Regions from separate parts of the Homo sapiens genome. Here region 2 is linked to region 1. A link is a loop called in an ENCODE intact Hi-C map of the cell type or tissue named here. Cell type or tissue: PC-3. All regions are shown on one strand.

Region 1 (8,000 bases):
ACATTTCTATTTTAAATAAATGTTTGAATGAATTTGGTCTTTGGTGAGATGTGATTGGCTGCCTACTTTCCCAGAGTTTGTACCATGTCTTTTGAGAATGGTCTGTGGAGAGGGCAGTTTATTTGTATAGCCAACTCAATTCTGCTCTTCACTAGCTACAGGACCTTGTGAAATCCTATAACTAGCAAGATGTGCAGAAATCAGCTCAGATTCTCAGCCAGGGGACCTGACATCTTGTCTCCACATGCTCTGCTAACTTGGTAAACTTTTTAGAAATACAACTCAGATGTAAGATAAGGCACATCTGACATGATAATATTTTGTTGTATTGGTAGAGTCTGTCTCATTTCCACTACTTCATTTTATCCCAACAAAAACCTGATGAGAAAGTCAATGAGTTGTAATTATTCAACACATGAGGACAAATAAGGAAAAGAACACAGGCTTACTCAGTTAAACAGGAAACATGCAAAAAGTCTCATTCTGATTCTATACCCCAAGTCTCTGTAGACCTCTGTTCTTCATGATTTAATTCAAGCTACACGTGAGTTGAAGACATCAAGGCAAAATAGGTTGGATCCATTCATATCAAATTAGGTCTATACGATTTGATAGTGTTAGAAAGAAAGTTTTAGGCACACATGAATAATGACTAATAACATTTTGGCTGATATGGTAGGCTACTGGTAAACATGGTTGTTGATAATTTCATCTTGGGGTCTGGGTGCAGTGGCTCATGCCTGTAATCCCAGCAACTCTGGAGGTGAAGACAGGAGGATTGCCTGAGGCCAGGAGTTTGAGACCAGCCTGGACAACATAGCGAGGCCTCATCTCTACAAAAAAGTTTAAAAAAATAGCTGGGCATGGTGGCACGTACCTGTAGTCCTAGCTGCTCCAGAGTCTGAGGCAGGAGGATTGCTTGAGCCCAGGAGTTTGAGGTTACAGTGAGCTATGGTCAGGCCACTGCACTCCAGCCTGGAATACAGAGCCAGATCCTGTCTCAGATAATAATATTTTATTATTAATAAAAAATATAATAATAAATAATTTTATCTCATTAAAAAAGGGCAGTTTTGTAAAGTGTAGGGTTTTTATATGTGTGTGTGTGTTTTTTTTTTTGAGACAGGGGTCTCACTCTGTCACCTCAGCTGGAGTGCAGTGGTGCGATCACCGCTTACTGTAGCCTTGACTTCGGGGCTCAAGCAATCCTCTTGCCTCAGCCTTCTGAGTAGCTGGGACAACAGGCACATGCCACCATGCCCTGCTGATTTTTTCTATTTCTTGCAGAGAAGGGGTCTCATTACATTGCCTAGGCTGGTCTCAAAATCCTGGGTTGAAGCGATCCTCCCGCCTTGGCCTCCTGAAGTGCTGGGATTACAGGTGTGAGCCACCGGAAACCGTAGGTTTGAACATATTTTTGCATGGATTTTTTTTTTCCTGAGCTGCCTTTAACTCTACACAGGAATTAGAGACATAAACTTGTCTAACTTTACCTGAGCTCTCCAGCATTTTTTTCGCATCCTTCAAAAAAACAAGTCTCACTCCAGGCTGAGTGTTCTTGCTTTTTCTCCTCTCTCACATCCTGTGTCATACTTGTAAGCTTGGAGCTGGAGGGACCTTGGAGACTGGTTCAACCCTTCCTTGTGCAATTAGGGAACTGAGGCCCAGAATGGTTAAATAATTTGCCAGAGGTCACACAGCGAGCACTAGCAGCAGCTCCAAGATGAGATCACATATCTCCTGCCTACGGGTTCTTATTTGTTTTCCTTTCCTTTTAAATGGAAATTTTAATATCTTGACATCAAAAATTCAAAATATAGCAGAGAAAGACTCATAAGAGCTATAAAGTCATAATAATTAAGTTTACAGTAGCTTTTCAAGTACTACAATTATATACCTGCTCACCCACCTCACTCCCCATATGAAGTTCTACCTTATCATAGAATGCTTCCCTAAATTGTTTTCTAGGGACTGTCTAAAATATGGAGAAATTAGCTTGTCATTTCTTCAGCTGAAAGGATAACACTTTTGCTACATAAAACTTTTAATTTCTGTCAAATTGAAAAGTGGCATTCTAGGTCTCCATAAGGCAATTTTATGTCAATTAATGCATCAGAAGGTATTTAATGAGAGCCAGTGTTGTACTTAGCACTATGTTAGGTAAACCCGAAGAGAAAGCGGAAAAATGCATATTTGTTCAGAAAGGAATTGGGAAGTGAAGAGGGAGTTGAAAGCTTCGACACTGGGATCGCAGTGTGAGTCAACAGAGTGTATGAGATGAACAGTGGGTGACCAGCCTGACTGAACCATGGCTCAGTGATGCCAGTAGTTGGAAATAAGTTTGAATAGGTAGGTAGGTAGGTAAGCAGAGAGCTTGATGGCGAACACTCAGGACACTTTAATTTGAACCCCATCTGTGTAATTTTGAGCAAATTACTCAACTTCTCTGTGCCTCAGTTTCCTTGGCACAGAAATGGGGATAATAATACTTCCATTCCCATATTGTTGAGGAGGTTTAATTAGATTTACAAGGTCTAAGCATGAGTAAAGTTTAGGGCATTGCCTTCTATATCTTCCGTCTACCTTAGTAAGCATTTTTATGCCCTTTGGTTTGGTTGGGAAGTGAAACTGAACATGCTCCAACAATATTAACTATTATATTTTGGATGAAGCCGGAAAATAAAGACTTGAAAGTAGTCTGCAGAGTTTGAACTTGAATAAGCAACAGAGAGCGGTTCCTAGGCAGAGTTGGATTTAGAGAATCTAGGCTTAGAAAGGATCTATTCAAACTCCAGAGTTCTTGGGTACGCTGCCTCTACTCTTTGCTAGTTGCTCAAACATCTCACTCCTGGGGTAAGAAACCACTCAGCTGCCTGAACTGGCATGTGGAGTGGTGACAAACAGCATGGAAGACATTTGTCTGAAAAGAACAAAACAAAATTGGATTTCAGAGGATTAAAGTTAGTCAAATTGTTATGGTTCTTTCGCTTTGTGGTGAGTCTTTAAAGGTCCAATTCCAAGGTTAATAAGTAAAAAAGCTGGAGAACCAGGATGGTAGATTGAATATTAACGAGTACCTCTTGGATAGTTACTGGAAAGTTACCAATAACGCCTATAGTAATCCCTCCTTGAGTTCTCAATAGGCCTTTGCCCTCTTTGGAAACATCTATGCCTCTGGTAACATCTAAGCACCCGACAAGACTGCACCAATTCATCCTTCTGGCATGCCAAAGGGACAGATAAGCAAAGTGAGCCAGAGAAGCTATGTCCAATTTTCAAGGTGGAGAGACATAGGCCAAGTTTTGGGATCTGGCCATCAGTCAATAGTCCTCAGACCCTCTTAGTCTAGTTTCTCCAATTCAGATCATCTGGTCTCTGCATAATTACAATATCTTCCCTGTGGAATTTGCGAATGATTCTTGGACTGTGACTCTAAAGGGAAAAGATCTAGTAAGTTACTTGCTGTTTTCATTAAACTTATCCGACCTCTCAAATAGGTAAACTATTTTTAAACCTTCGAGCAGCTGCAGATTATTATGGATGAATTCAAAAGTTTTTCTCTCAATCGGCTGTGCTTTTCAGATTCAAAACTCTCCTTGTGCTTAATTTTTTGCAACCTCGGCCTCTGCTGTCATCTTTTAGGAATTTGGAATTAGTAGGAACAGTGACTCCACCAATACATGATGGTGACAAAGGCCAACTACAGGCTCGGTGAAAATAAAAATTCCTAAACAAATGTTGTTACTCCAAATGGATAATTATTGATAAAGCAGAGCAAAGCATTTGCCAAACCTGGTGCTAGATACTTATTTATCAGGAATATGCCACATGTTGGGTAATATACACAACATTATGATTAAGAGAAGCTACATAAAAGGTACCAGACAATGTACAAATAACACAAATATTAGAAAAAGAAGTAATCTGTGCTTTACCTGCCATGTGGCCACACCGGCTAAAAATGCATTCTCATATTTGCAGAAGTAAACGTTAAGGATTGTTCTTGAGACCACTCCTACTGATTCTGAGCATAATTATAAAAATAACAGATACAGTGCATAATTAGCAATAACATCTTTGTATTAAAAAAAAGTTTTCCTGCTGTTGTAGAATGAGTTAAATAAAATCTAGTTATCCTTCTTGCCCTTCCAGACTCCCCTGGTGGGCCAGATGCCCGGAGCCCCCCAAATTTTATGATGTGTCAGTCGAGTTTCTCAACTAGGGGTTTGGGCTTCTCTCTGGGTCCCTTTCTCTCTATTTGTCTCTCGCTCTTTCTTCCCTGACCCCTCCCCATTTTTAAAAGGCTTTAAAGAACATCTCTGGGAGACAAAAATAGCTCCAGTTGTGAGAGGCCTACACACCGGGAATGCAACTGAGAGATGCAAGTCAGCAAGTGCGAGCCGCGAACATGAGTGTCTGGCCCTGGGTGGATGCTCCTCGCTGTCTTGGTGCCGATTCTCTGCCTGGGCCCGGTGGGTAGAAGGGAAAATGGTTTTTCAGGGTTGGGAGGTGGGTTGGGTAGGTTTGGGATCCCTAGCCGTAGGAATGGAAACCCCAGCATTCGGGCTGAGGGGGCTCTTCCTTCCCCTCCCCCCACGTTTTTCAAATTTATTTTGCCCAGGCGGGGATTGGTGACGGTCAAAAGGGAGCAGTTGGCACTGAATGTCACCCTGAAGGTAAAATGAAAGACAAAAGATGAACGCATGCTTGCTTTCCGTTTGCAGCGGCTGCGGCGGCGGCAGGAGCAGCAGGATTTAAAGGGGAAAAAAATCACACGCATATGCACACATATATACACACCCAGAGGCGTCAATTATGCAAACGCAATAATGCAATCAAATCATGACAGTGCCGGGAATTTTTTTTAGAAAAATATAGATATTTATTTTTAAAAAGAGAAACGCATGCAAACAGAATCGTGCACATACCACGTAACCACCCGAGGAGAACCTGGCAGCCTCTCTCTTCTTCTGCCAAGTTATCATTGAGAAAACAGACAGGCATCATGACGTCCTGGGTCACAGGGAGTGCGGACCGACGCTACCAAGAGAAAAGGGAGGCGCCTTGGCGCTCCGGCTAGCCGTGGGCGCCCCTCTGCCCCTCGCAGCCCGGCTCGGTGAGTGCACAGCCGCTCGGGACGCGGACCCCGGGTGCCAGGCCGGCCCCGCGCCCGCGGGGGCAGAGCGGGGGGCCGTGCCCTTGCCACCGGAGGGCCGGCCAGCACCCCCTCGCCTGCCGAGGTCGCGGGAGCCCAGTTAAAGGAGGCGTGTGTAAGATGTGCAATGTTCCTGCATGGGGGTTTTGTAGACTTTCATAGCCAAAGAAACCGGCTTCGGCTTCTTTAAAATCCCCGACGACTCACCTGATTAACCTGCTGCAGTTCTGACCCTGCCAAGGTAACTGGTCCAAATCCTTATCATCAACATCTGGAGACAGACATTTGCATCTGGGGCATTCTTTATTTGCAGTCCTGGTTGAAATCTAGATTGCTACCCCCTTCCCCCTTCACTTGCTTATAGTCTCTTGGAAAAAAAAAAAAAAAGCAACCCCTCCCTGAATAACACAACCATAAGTACTGCCCACCTCTTGTAGACTTGCCTTACCATGACTGCAAAACTGTGAGCGTGTGTGCTGGAGACACAGATGAATTCTAATTGCAATTAGATTTGTTCTTTAAACACCCCTCCCATCCCCCTTCCTGGATAGAGACTTCAGTGCTTGGTAAAGTGGCAAAGAGTGAGGGCAGAGTTAGGGCGCTGGGAGGGGAGGGGTTAGGGTGAGGGGATATGGAGCAGGGGTCGTTGGGGGAGAGGGTGGTGCCAGGAGTTGAGGACTGCTGTCATGGGCTGGAAAATCCTTCTGGTGATTGCTGCTGCTGTAGTCCTAGGTGTCTCCCTCCTGTCCTCTACGCTGCTTTCCCTCCCTTCTCTCTCCCCAACCCTTTCACCTTCCCGAGGGAGTCGCTGAAGTTGCACGGAGGTCACCCGATCATCATTTAACTATTTTAAACCATCTACCTCCTTCTACCCCTCAAGTCTGTTAGAGCCTCTGCAGGATAGACCCCTGCACCCCTTGTTTGGTGATGGGAGAGTCTCAGAGACAGAAAGACACAGAGGGCAAAGCTCCCCTCCTCCCTTTCTTTTCCCTTCCGGCAACCTTTTCCAAGCTGCACCCTCTCCCCCTTTCAGAATCTTAATGAGCAATTCTGGAAGAGTCCGGAAGGGCCTGTAGAAACCCCCGCCTGCCTCAGTGCTGTGGAATGATTATGTATGTGTTTATTTATTGTGCTTGTCTCGGTTATGTTGTGAATTGCCACATGGGTCTGCTTATGTTAGGGAAGCACGTTTGCTATGTTTGTGTTGTAGTACCAGAACCAGTGGCCATGCAATAAGACACAGACACACACAGAAAGCAAATGATTTCACTAACATAAACCAGAGGGCAATGTTGAAAATAGCACTCTCTCTCTCTCTCTCAAAAAAAAAAAAAAAAAAAAAAAAAAAAGACAGGAAAAAAAGAAATTCTCAGCATGTGGGTTAAGAGAAGCTGTTAGGTCCATATGACCTCCTACTACTTTCAAAACACTCCTGCCTAATACTTTAAGTCAAGATCAAGAGACCTGCGGATGTTGTGAAGTATGTTTCAGAGCAGCTGAATGACTTGGTCTAGTTTTGAAGAGAAACTCTCATTTGTTTCTCACACTGCCCAAAGACCAAATAGGGGAGTGTGTTTGGAAAATGCCCAAATTCAGAAGCAGCAGGCGAGAGAAAAAGAGTCGGAAATGTCTTAGAGAAAAAGACAGAAAAATGGGATTGAGGAGTGGTTTCAGGGTTCTCTCTCTTTTTTTTTTTTCCTGTCCAGCAGATTTGATGTTGTCAAAATGAGTTAACCAACCTGAGAAACAGTTCTGTCATTGTGGGAAATAGAGGGAAATTTGAACATTTCTCAAATCCCGAGCTGAGGAATGCCTGACAGGAAGAAGAGACATGAAAACACTGATGGAGACGAAGTGACATTGATGAGGTTTCATCTCCTTCAAATAGAAAAAGAATCAAGTATATAAGGAAGCAGGCCTGGATGATCATTTAAGCGTACATTTGTCTGTTACGCATGGCTTTGTTATTCTTACTAAAGCAATTCTCATAACTCTTTAAACTCGCATTAAGTAGAATTAAACGTGTGTATATCGAGAATGGTATCACATAGCACATAAAACTGTCCATTGACTGGGGTGATGAATGGAGATAGAAGATTGTTCCCTTTCTTTAATAAATCAAAATAGCATCAAAGTCCTCGTGCATGGTATATACTGAAACCTGCTGGTCTTCTTTACCGGGAATTGCCTGGGGAGCCAGGGGAGTTTGTGATGGGTGTTGCTTTAACAAAATAGAGCAGATCAATCGATTAGGTTTCCGTGTGTGCTGCTCAATTTATTCTGTACAATTTTTCCAGAAATTAAAAGGTTACCAAGAGAGTACCATGTTCCCATCTCTGACTGAGCACCACTTATTACCGCAACAGTATTTCAATATTAAGTGATCTTCAAGATATTTCAGCTTTCATTTTGAGTTCTGAATGTGAATCAGCATGAGAATGGCAGTGCAGCAAGATAAGGTATAACTAACCCGGCAGACAGCTGAAGGGCTCCTAGGAAAGTGTTGCTGAGAGGAATATCTGGGGCTGTTCTCAGTAACCTTGTTTACAGGGACATTTCAGTTGCAGCTAGAATTTTAGCGAAAGCCCGCCAGAGGTAATGGGCTTATGTTTGAAATGGATCCTAAGTGTCTCTTTTTTCTTCTGCACAGACATGCTATGCACCTTACCTGAATACTCAAGAGAAAACTTTTCTGATGCCCTATGACATTTTCTAATGCAGACAAATCCTTGGATGAGTGTGTCATTGGAAAGGGGGTTATTTATGAAGTTCTCCTTTTGTTTACAGATGTGTCAATACAAGTAGCTTTAGTCTTTTAAAAAAAAAATGTCTTGTGTGTTTGACT
Region 2 (8,000 bases), 87 kb after region 1:
AAGGTGTAAATGGTTTGCAGTGGTGAAGATTTTAATGTCTGCTGCACTGGGTTTAAAGTTTCTGTTGTTGTAGCTGTTGGTTTATCTTAATTGCCTAGTTCTACTTTAGGATACATTTGAGCATAGCAGATGAAATGTAAGACTATAATGTGAGACTAGACACACTGTGCAGAAGATCTGATGTCTGTGGATCCCTTTGATAGATCATTCTTCTTGTTTGTATTATGGCTCTTCTCTTGGACTCATCTCTTAATGCTCTTTCCTCCCCCTGCACCTGCTTCCACCTCAATTCCATAATTGGCTTGGGATTTTTCCCCCCTTATTTGCCTTTGACTGTCTAGCACCTAGAACAGTGTTTGGCATATAGTAAATGCTTAGTCCATATATAGTGAATAAGCATCAGAAGAAAAGAGGGAAGGGAGGAAGAAAAGATGGAAGGAGGAAGGAAGTCAGTCGGTCCAAGTAAAATCTTCTTTGATAGGTTTAGAAAGCTCAGTTTCATCAAAATAAATAGCTTAAGAATAAGAAAGGAAGGAGAAGAATTTTATGGAGACTGTTCTGATAATGATATTTACAAGACTGAAGTTTATTATTCTCTTATCCTCCAAAGGAAGTCATAAATGGTTTTTGACAATAATCGTTGCAAGTATTTTTAGACATTGAGCTGAGGGTGAGGATAATGTCCTTGAATTATCCAACAGCACCATAACAGTGTTTCAAAGTTTGTTATGAAAATGTCATTGACTTAGTGTTTCTTTCCTTCCCCTTTTCCCCCTTTGGAAGAAGAGACTAAAATTGTTGAGTTAGCAATAACATAGAAGTATGGGAAAATATTTTAAAATTTTAGCCTGGAACCATATGGTGATGGTGTTGGCACTGGCCCTCTCCCCCTTGACCCACATAATTTTCAGGAAAATTGAGAAGTCACATTCACATCTTAATGCTTTGGGATAGTAAAACAATCTACTACATTAGAATGCTGTATGTACATGTATATGGGGTGATGAAATATTCCTTTTGCTCTCATTGTGAGTATCCTGTAAATTTAATCTCTATCATCTCTGAACTCCTTACAGTCCTTTTAAAGATCTAAAGAAAAATCCTGATGGATTATTGAAAGCATTAAATCACATAGAATTAAAATAGTTTTTATAAGCCTTAAACTGGTGATATGATTTATAAAGTACTTATGGGGAAGCTAGCCTTTATCGCTGATGGCAATAAATAAAACAGCACAGCAGCTAAAAAATTACTTTGACCACAGTTCAGTTTACTAAATACAGGTGGAGCATGCCTAATCTGAAAATCCCAAATCCAAAATGCTCCAAAATCTGAAACATTTTGAGGGCCAACATGACACCACAAGTGGAAAATTTACACCTGACCTCATGTAATGGGTTTCAGTCAAAGCACAGTTAAAACTTTGTTTCTTGCAAAATAATTTAAAATATTGTATAAAATTACCTTTAGGCCGTGCATATAAGGTATATTAGAAACATAAATGAATTTTGTGTTTAGACTTGAGTCCCATTCTCACGATATCTCACTATGTATATGCAAATATTTCCAAATTCAAAAACATCCAAAATCGAAAACACTTCTGGTCCCAGGCATTTTGGAAAAGGGATACTCAACCTATAGTTAAAATTAATCTTTGTTATTAAGCCAGTTCCAACGTAACTGTAGTGCAATGTTGGCTCCACACAGCCTGTGAGACTTATTGAAGTTATATGTATATTGTAGTATATTGTGTACTACTATATAGACATAACTTAAGATTACTAATCCAAATTATTGATGGTGTTATTTGTAGAATTAAAGTTGTATATGTTGATTACTCAGATAAGCCTAACACCAATAATATTAAATAAAGACTATGGGTCTTTATATTACCTAATCATCATATTATTCAGTTACATTTTACTTTTTAACATTTTTAAGTGATTTATAAATTCATTCTTAGCATAACTTATGTTGAACATTGAGTGTATGTTTATTTTTCTACACTGTATTGTAGAATACACAAGAAGTCTGATAATAAGCCAAAAGGACTCATTCTATAAGTTCAAATTCTATGAGTTCAAAGCCATTCTATGAGTTCAAAGCCATTCCAATTCAAACTGGACTCAGTTGTGTTAGTTAATCATTAGTCTCTAGGTTTCAAGAGTGAACCAATTCTGTCCCTAATTATTAGTTATTGTTCTACTGTAAGTAAGTTGTTACATAGTTGGGATAAAATATCCATTAATAAAGACCACAGTGATTAACATAGTAATGAAGACTGGCTCTGAAGTTGACACATTAAAAGTAAGCGAAAGCACTTTTCCTATAAATTTGTATAGGCTACTTGACTTTAAAATGCTTAGAAAAAAAGAAGAGAGAATTTTGACATAGAAAGCTATGGTTTTAGACCTACTATTAAAAATTTTTTTCCTAATGGTCAGAAGAACCATTTAAGAACCAATGCTAATGTTATTATACAACATTGTTAGGGAGAATTTATGGTATTGTAAATGTGAGGTTATCTTTGGAGTTAAAACACAATAAACAGCAGAACTACCTCTTTGGTTGACTCTGACACTTTGAGAGGGAGAACATTACATAACAAGTCCTTCTATTAGTTGTCCTATCTGTTTAGCATTATCCTAAGTGTCTAAGAGTTCCCTGTTCTTTTAGAGGGCTTATCTGTGTATGCCAAGCAACAGTTGTGATTGAAATTTTTATTGATTTGGCTTATTGAGCTGGTAGTTGTCATGGGCAAACCTCCAATCATTTTAGCGCAGTGGAGAAAAGGCACCAGTCTTTGTTTTAATATGTAATTTACTGTCCAGCTTATGCCACTATTTAGCTGTGTGCTTGGACTAATCATCTACCGCTCTGGTCATGATTGTCCTTCAAAGGAGGTGGTTGGACCTGAATAGTTCTTCTCATTTAGAATCCTTGGAGGAAGTAATAGGGGAAAGACTCACTTTCAGTATTTAAAAAAGTCTAATGAAAATAAGACATAAAATCACAATATACACAAGCTAACTAAGACATCTCTTTGGTTTTGGTCTTGGTTTGGCTGATATAAACTCACCTCTCCCTTTTTGACAACACTGAGTTATCTTGTGCAAATCACAAATTCTGATCGGCAATAAATAGCTTTTTATTAATAAGAGTAGAACCATTATTACTAACTAAATGCAGTTTGATTGTCAAAAACAAAACAATATGACTCATGGGGGAAACCACTAAAAGGTATCAAGTGTCCTTGGTAGTAAAAAGTCCAAAGTCCCTTTTACTATTTTTAGTCCCGTGATTTCAAAGTGATATACCATTTATCATGGCAGCTAGATTCCAAAATAATATCATTCTCATTTCACAGGCACTATATATATAATGTGTCAAGCAGCATCATTCATGAGAATACATATTTTCAGAATAAATTAATTGATTGATATAGTTATACAGATTAATTTCTTAACCAGCACAATCTGTTTTCTTTCAAATAATTAGATTATATGCCCATGGCTTACCATATTTGGGGGGAACCTTGGGTTGGGTACTGTTTACTTCATTGTTGGTCAGTATATTAGTTAGTTTTCACGCTAATAAAGACATACTGGATATTGGGTAATTTATAAGGGAAAGAGATTTAATGGACTGACAGTACTACACGGCTGGGGAGGCCTCAATCATGGCAGAAGGCAAAGGAGAAGCAAGGGCATGTCTTACATGGTGGTAGGCAAAAGAGCTTGTGCAGGGGAACTCCCATTTATAAAACCATCAGCTCTCCTGAGACTTATTCACTACCACTAGAACAGTTTTGGGGAAACCATCCCCATGATTCAATTATCTCCACCTGGCCCTGCCCTTGACACCTGGGTATTATTACAATTCAAGGTGAGATTTGGGTGGGGACACAGCCAAACCATATCAGTCAGTAATCCATTCTTCTTTCTTTTAAAGTCCTCTCTAAAACTTGTGAAAACAGGCAGGATAAGTAAAAGAACTGGGAAAATATACTTCATCGTCTGTCAATTTTACGTTGTAGAAATGTAAACATTGTTTAATAACACAGTCTATGCATTGGTGAATATTGTAGATATTGGGATCAAGATTCTGGTAACTTCTCGCTCCCCTTTACCCCATAAGACAGTATGTTATTTATTTATGAGATTATGATTAATAAGATAATTATGAATATTCATTGTGAATCAAACCATATTTCCAAATTTGAGGTCACAAACTCAGTTAATTGTGCTATTGAATTAATGATGACTTCTTTTTTTTTTATTTTTTTGGTCCATCCATGTATGTACCCATATGTCATCTGGACATTGAAATTACATTTATGATGAAAAACAACAGACTGAAAATAAGTCTCATATCTGACCTAGTCTTAGAAGTCACACAAATATTATGGGTAATCTGATTGGGCAATGTGTTTATTTAGTTATTTCCTGTTTCCAAAATGTAAATGCCATTTCAGTGGCCAATAACAAATGAATTACTGATTGTAAATACTCTTGAGTTTGGTTAGCTCAATATTAGGCCTTATGTTAGTATTAATATTAATATTAATTAATATTAATACTTATTAATTAGTATTAATACTAATATTTCAAGCCTAATATTAGTATTAATATTAGCCATGAGACAAGCAAATAAAGCTTACATAATACATTAAATTATTATTTTTAGAGTATTTGTCTTTACAAAACAAACGTGGCCCAGATTCATTTTAAGAAAAGGGAAACTAATGTTTATTGAATAAAATTATTTTTTCATATTATCTCACTTAATTTTCTCAACAGTGTAAGCTAAGTATTATTTTCCCTGTTTTATAGGTTGAGAAACTGAGACTTGATTAGTTTAAGTAATTTGCTCAAGCTATTAAGTATGGCCATTATTCATATCCACTTTTTTCTGACTTCAAAGTCCATGCTTTCTCCAACATTATATCACTTCAAACCAGTACTTTTTCAATGTAATATCAGTCAAATGAAAGATTTTTTTTTGCAACTTCCTGATGTAGTTTTATCTGGCTGTGATCTTATTACTAAATGTTTAGTTGAGTTCAGAAATTCAAAAGCATATCTCACAAAAGTAAATGTTTTGAACAGTAGCTAACTGATGATCACTGTACAGATTATTTGGAATATAACAGTTATCTGCGCTTGAGTAACAAAAGCTTTCATGGCTTAAAATAATACTGAGGACTTTATTTATCATGATTTCTGTTGATTGGAAATTTAGAAGCAGCTTGGTTGGGCAATTCTGGCTCATGGTCACTCATGGGGCTGCATGTCACCAGGGGGTTGCAGTCACCAGTTGTTGGCTGGAGCTGCAGTCAAATGAAAGCCTGCGTGGGGCTGGAGGTTCCACTTCCAAGGTGACTTGCTCATATGGCTGGCAAATTGGTTCCTCTCCATGTGTCCCTCTCCTTATGGCACAATGGCTGTTTCTCCTAGAGCAAGTGATTCAAGAGAACAAGGTAAAAGCTATAATGCCTTTTATGACCTAGCCTTGAAAGTCACACACCATCACTTCTGCCATATTGTATTGGTCATACTGGCCAGCTGTGATTTACTGTTTATTCACTGTAAAGATGTGAATATCAGGGGCAAAGATCATCCTAGATGACCATGAAGGCTGATTCCTACAGTATTAATATACTGTATATGTGTAATTTTATAGATAACTGTCAGAATCAACTCCTTAATTTTAATGAGTAGGGAATAAAATCTAAGCCCATATAACTTTAGGGACGGATCTGCCCTAAAATAAATATTATACAATGTGCATAATCTCTGTTTCTTTCTTTTCTTTTCTTTCTTTCTTTTTTTTTTTTCTTTCTTTCTTTTTTTTTTTTTTAGACAGAATCTCACTCTGATGCCCAGGCTGGAGTGCAGTGGCACTATCTCGGCTCACTGCCAGCTCTGCCTCCTGGGTTCAAGAGATTCTCGTGGCTCAGCCACCAGGGTAGCTGGAATTACAGATATGTACCACCATGCCCAGCTAATTTTTGTATTTTTAGTAGAGATGGGGTTTCGCCGTGTTGACCAGGCTGGTCTCAAATTTCTGGCCTCAAGTGATCCACCAGACTCGGCCTCCCAAAGTGCTGGGATTACAGGTGTGAGCCATCATGCCCGGGTGCTCCTTTCTTTAAAAAAAAAATTATAATGGTGCCAAACTTATTAGCAGTTGGAGATTTGAGCTGGGATTGTGAAGGTCCATTTCCATGTGCTGAACTGGCTTAAGCTATCAATTCTTGGCCTTTCACTTTTGATGTACAAATGACTTTTAAGGTAAAGAGATTTTAAAACAAAAGTCTGGTCATTCTCTCTGTTCAAAATGCTGGTATGGTTCTCCATTTCCTTCAGTAAAAGTCAAAGTCTTTGTAGTATCCAAGAAAGCCTTATGTGAACCGGCCCCTACCTCCTCCCTGACCTCCACTCTAACTCCTCTCCTCTCATTGTCTCTGCCCCAGCCACCTTGGCCTCTTTGCTATTCCTTGAGCTTACCAGACTTGCCGTTATCTTAGGGTTTTTGCATTGGCTGTTTCCTCTACTTGAAATATTCTTTATATATATTTCATGATCAACGCCTTTTGTAATTTAAGTCTTTTCTCAAGTGTTACATTTTCAATGAGGTCTATATCCACTACCCTATTTAAACCTAAAACAGTGAACATGAGACAGAATATGTGTTCAAAAATTGTGTGTGATTGAATGAAGGAATTATTAATGGAAGAGTAGGGAAAAGCTGCGGCTGCTTTTTACTGCCCAAGGCAGTTTGGTATCATCCACGTGACTCATTTTCAGACTCTGGTGCTTGCAAAGGGTCTGTAAAGACGGTAATCAAGTGTGGATTTGCTTTATTTCTGTGGGAGAGTTCCTGTCATTCAGAAATAAGCACTGTGTCCATTCCTATATCTTTACAGAGTTCCAGCATAAAAAAAAGAACCGAAGAAAAGAAGGCAGCTTCCACTAAGGTGTATTATAGTAGACAGGTTGATATTACTTAAAGGAAGAAATTAGTTGAACCATTTCTGTAGACATTAGACAAATTTTTTCACTCAGAGTTAAAAAGCAGCTTGGGAGTATTAAAGTATAGGGTGCTTGCATGCACTTTATGATGGTCTTAGCTTATGATCTTATATCACTTTTATTTCTCCATTAAATCAAGATGTATCTCATTGAGGCCACCATCCTACATGACAGCATGGTTCATTTTGGTGCCGGTGAACGGCATTGTCCCTGATTGAATGGAAAAGTGTATCTGTCTTTAACATGTGCATAGTGTGGATAGCTGGAGTTTCAATTGGCATGGAAGTCTATGGAACACACACAGAGTGCATAGGCCCTTGCTGCATGGGACCAATGCTTTGCTGAATGCCTGCCCTTTCTAACATGAAGCTGTGTCTTGTCTTTTTTCTGTGGGTTTCCAGTGACGATGTTGCTACACGGTCCTTCACTTGGAGTTAGTGCAACAAGGAGACATCTGAGCTTAAAATTTATGAAACATCTAAAGAAATCAAGCTTTATATAGGATCACCGTTGTGGGTTGAATTGTGTATCCCCAAAAGATGTTGAAGTCCTGACCACCTCCCTATACCTTACAATATAGCCTTTTACGGAAGTAGGGTCTTTGCAGAAGATCAAGTTAAGATGAAATCATTTGATTGGGCCCTAGTTCAATATATCTTATGTCCTTATAAAAGGAGACAATTTGGACACAGGGACAAGGGGAGAATGCCACATAAAGATTGGAATTATGCTGCCATAAGCCAAGGAACTCCAAAGATCGCTGGCAAGCTGCTAAAAGCTAGCACAGATTCATGGAACAGAGTCTCCGTCATAGCCTACAAAAGGAATCAACCCTGCTGACATCTTGATTTCAGACTTCTAGCCTCCAGAACTGTGAGACAAATTTCTGTTTTTTAAGCCACTGGTTTGTGGTACTTTATTATGGCAGCCCTAGCAAACTAATACAATAACTGTTCGCTTACGTAT

The links. Hi-C counts contacts between places; a loop is a spot of excess contacts. Peaks named below come from ENCODE experiments on the same cell type or tissue, not always from the same donor. Only the 100,000 strongest peaks of a DNase experiment are listed, where the experiment ranks them.
Region 2: a loop joins it to region 1, with 5 times the contacts of the local background. A loop is called at or near these places in 3 of 110 quality-filtered maps.

Annotation. Positions count from the first base shown.
Region 1 is chr1:217,086,903-217,094,902 of GRCh38, reverse strand. It overlaps a transcript of ESRRG not described here. Among named protein-coding and RNA genes, the nearest start is that of ESRRG, 370 kb to the right of the region's middle. RefSeq lists a silencer at 5,309-5,509. In PC-3, no CTCF peak of the experiment used is centred here; DNase peaks (open chromatin) are centred at 4,992 and 5,282; H3K4me3 peaks cover 2,763 bases; H3K27ac peaks cover 502 bases.
Region 2 is chr1:217,000,160-217,008,159 of GRCh38, reverse strand. It overlaps a transcript of ESRRG not described here. Among named protein-coding and RNA genes, the nearest start is that of ESRRG, 280 kb to the right of the region's middle. In PC-3, no CTCF peak of the experiment used is centred here; a DNase peak (open chromatin) is centred at 3,219; H3K27ac peaks cover 736 bases.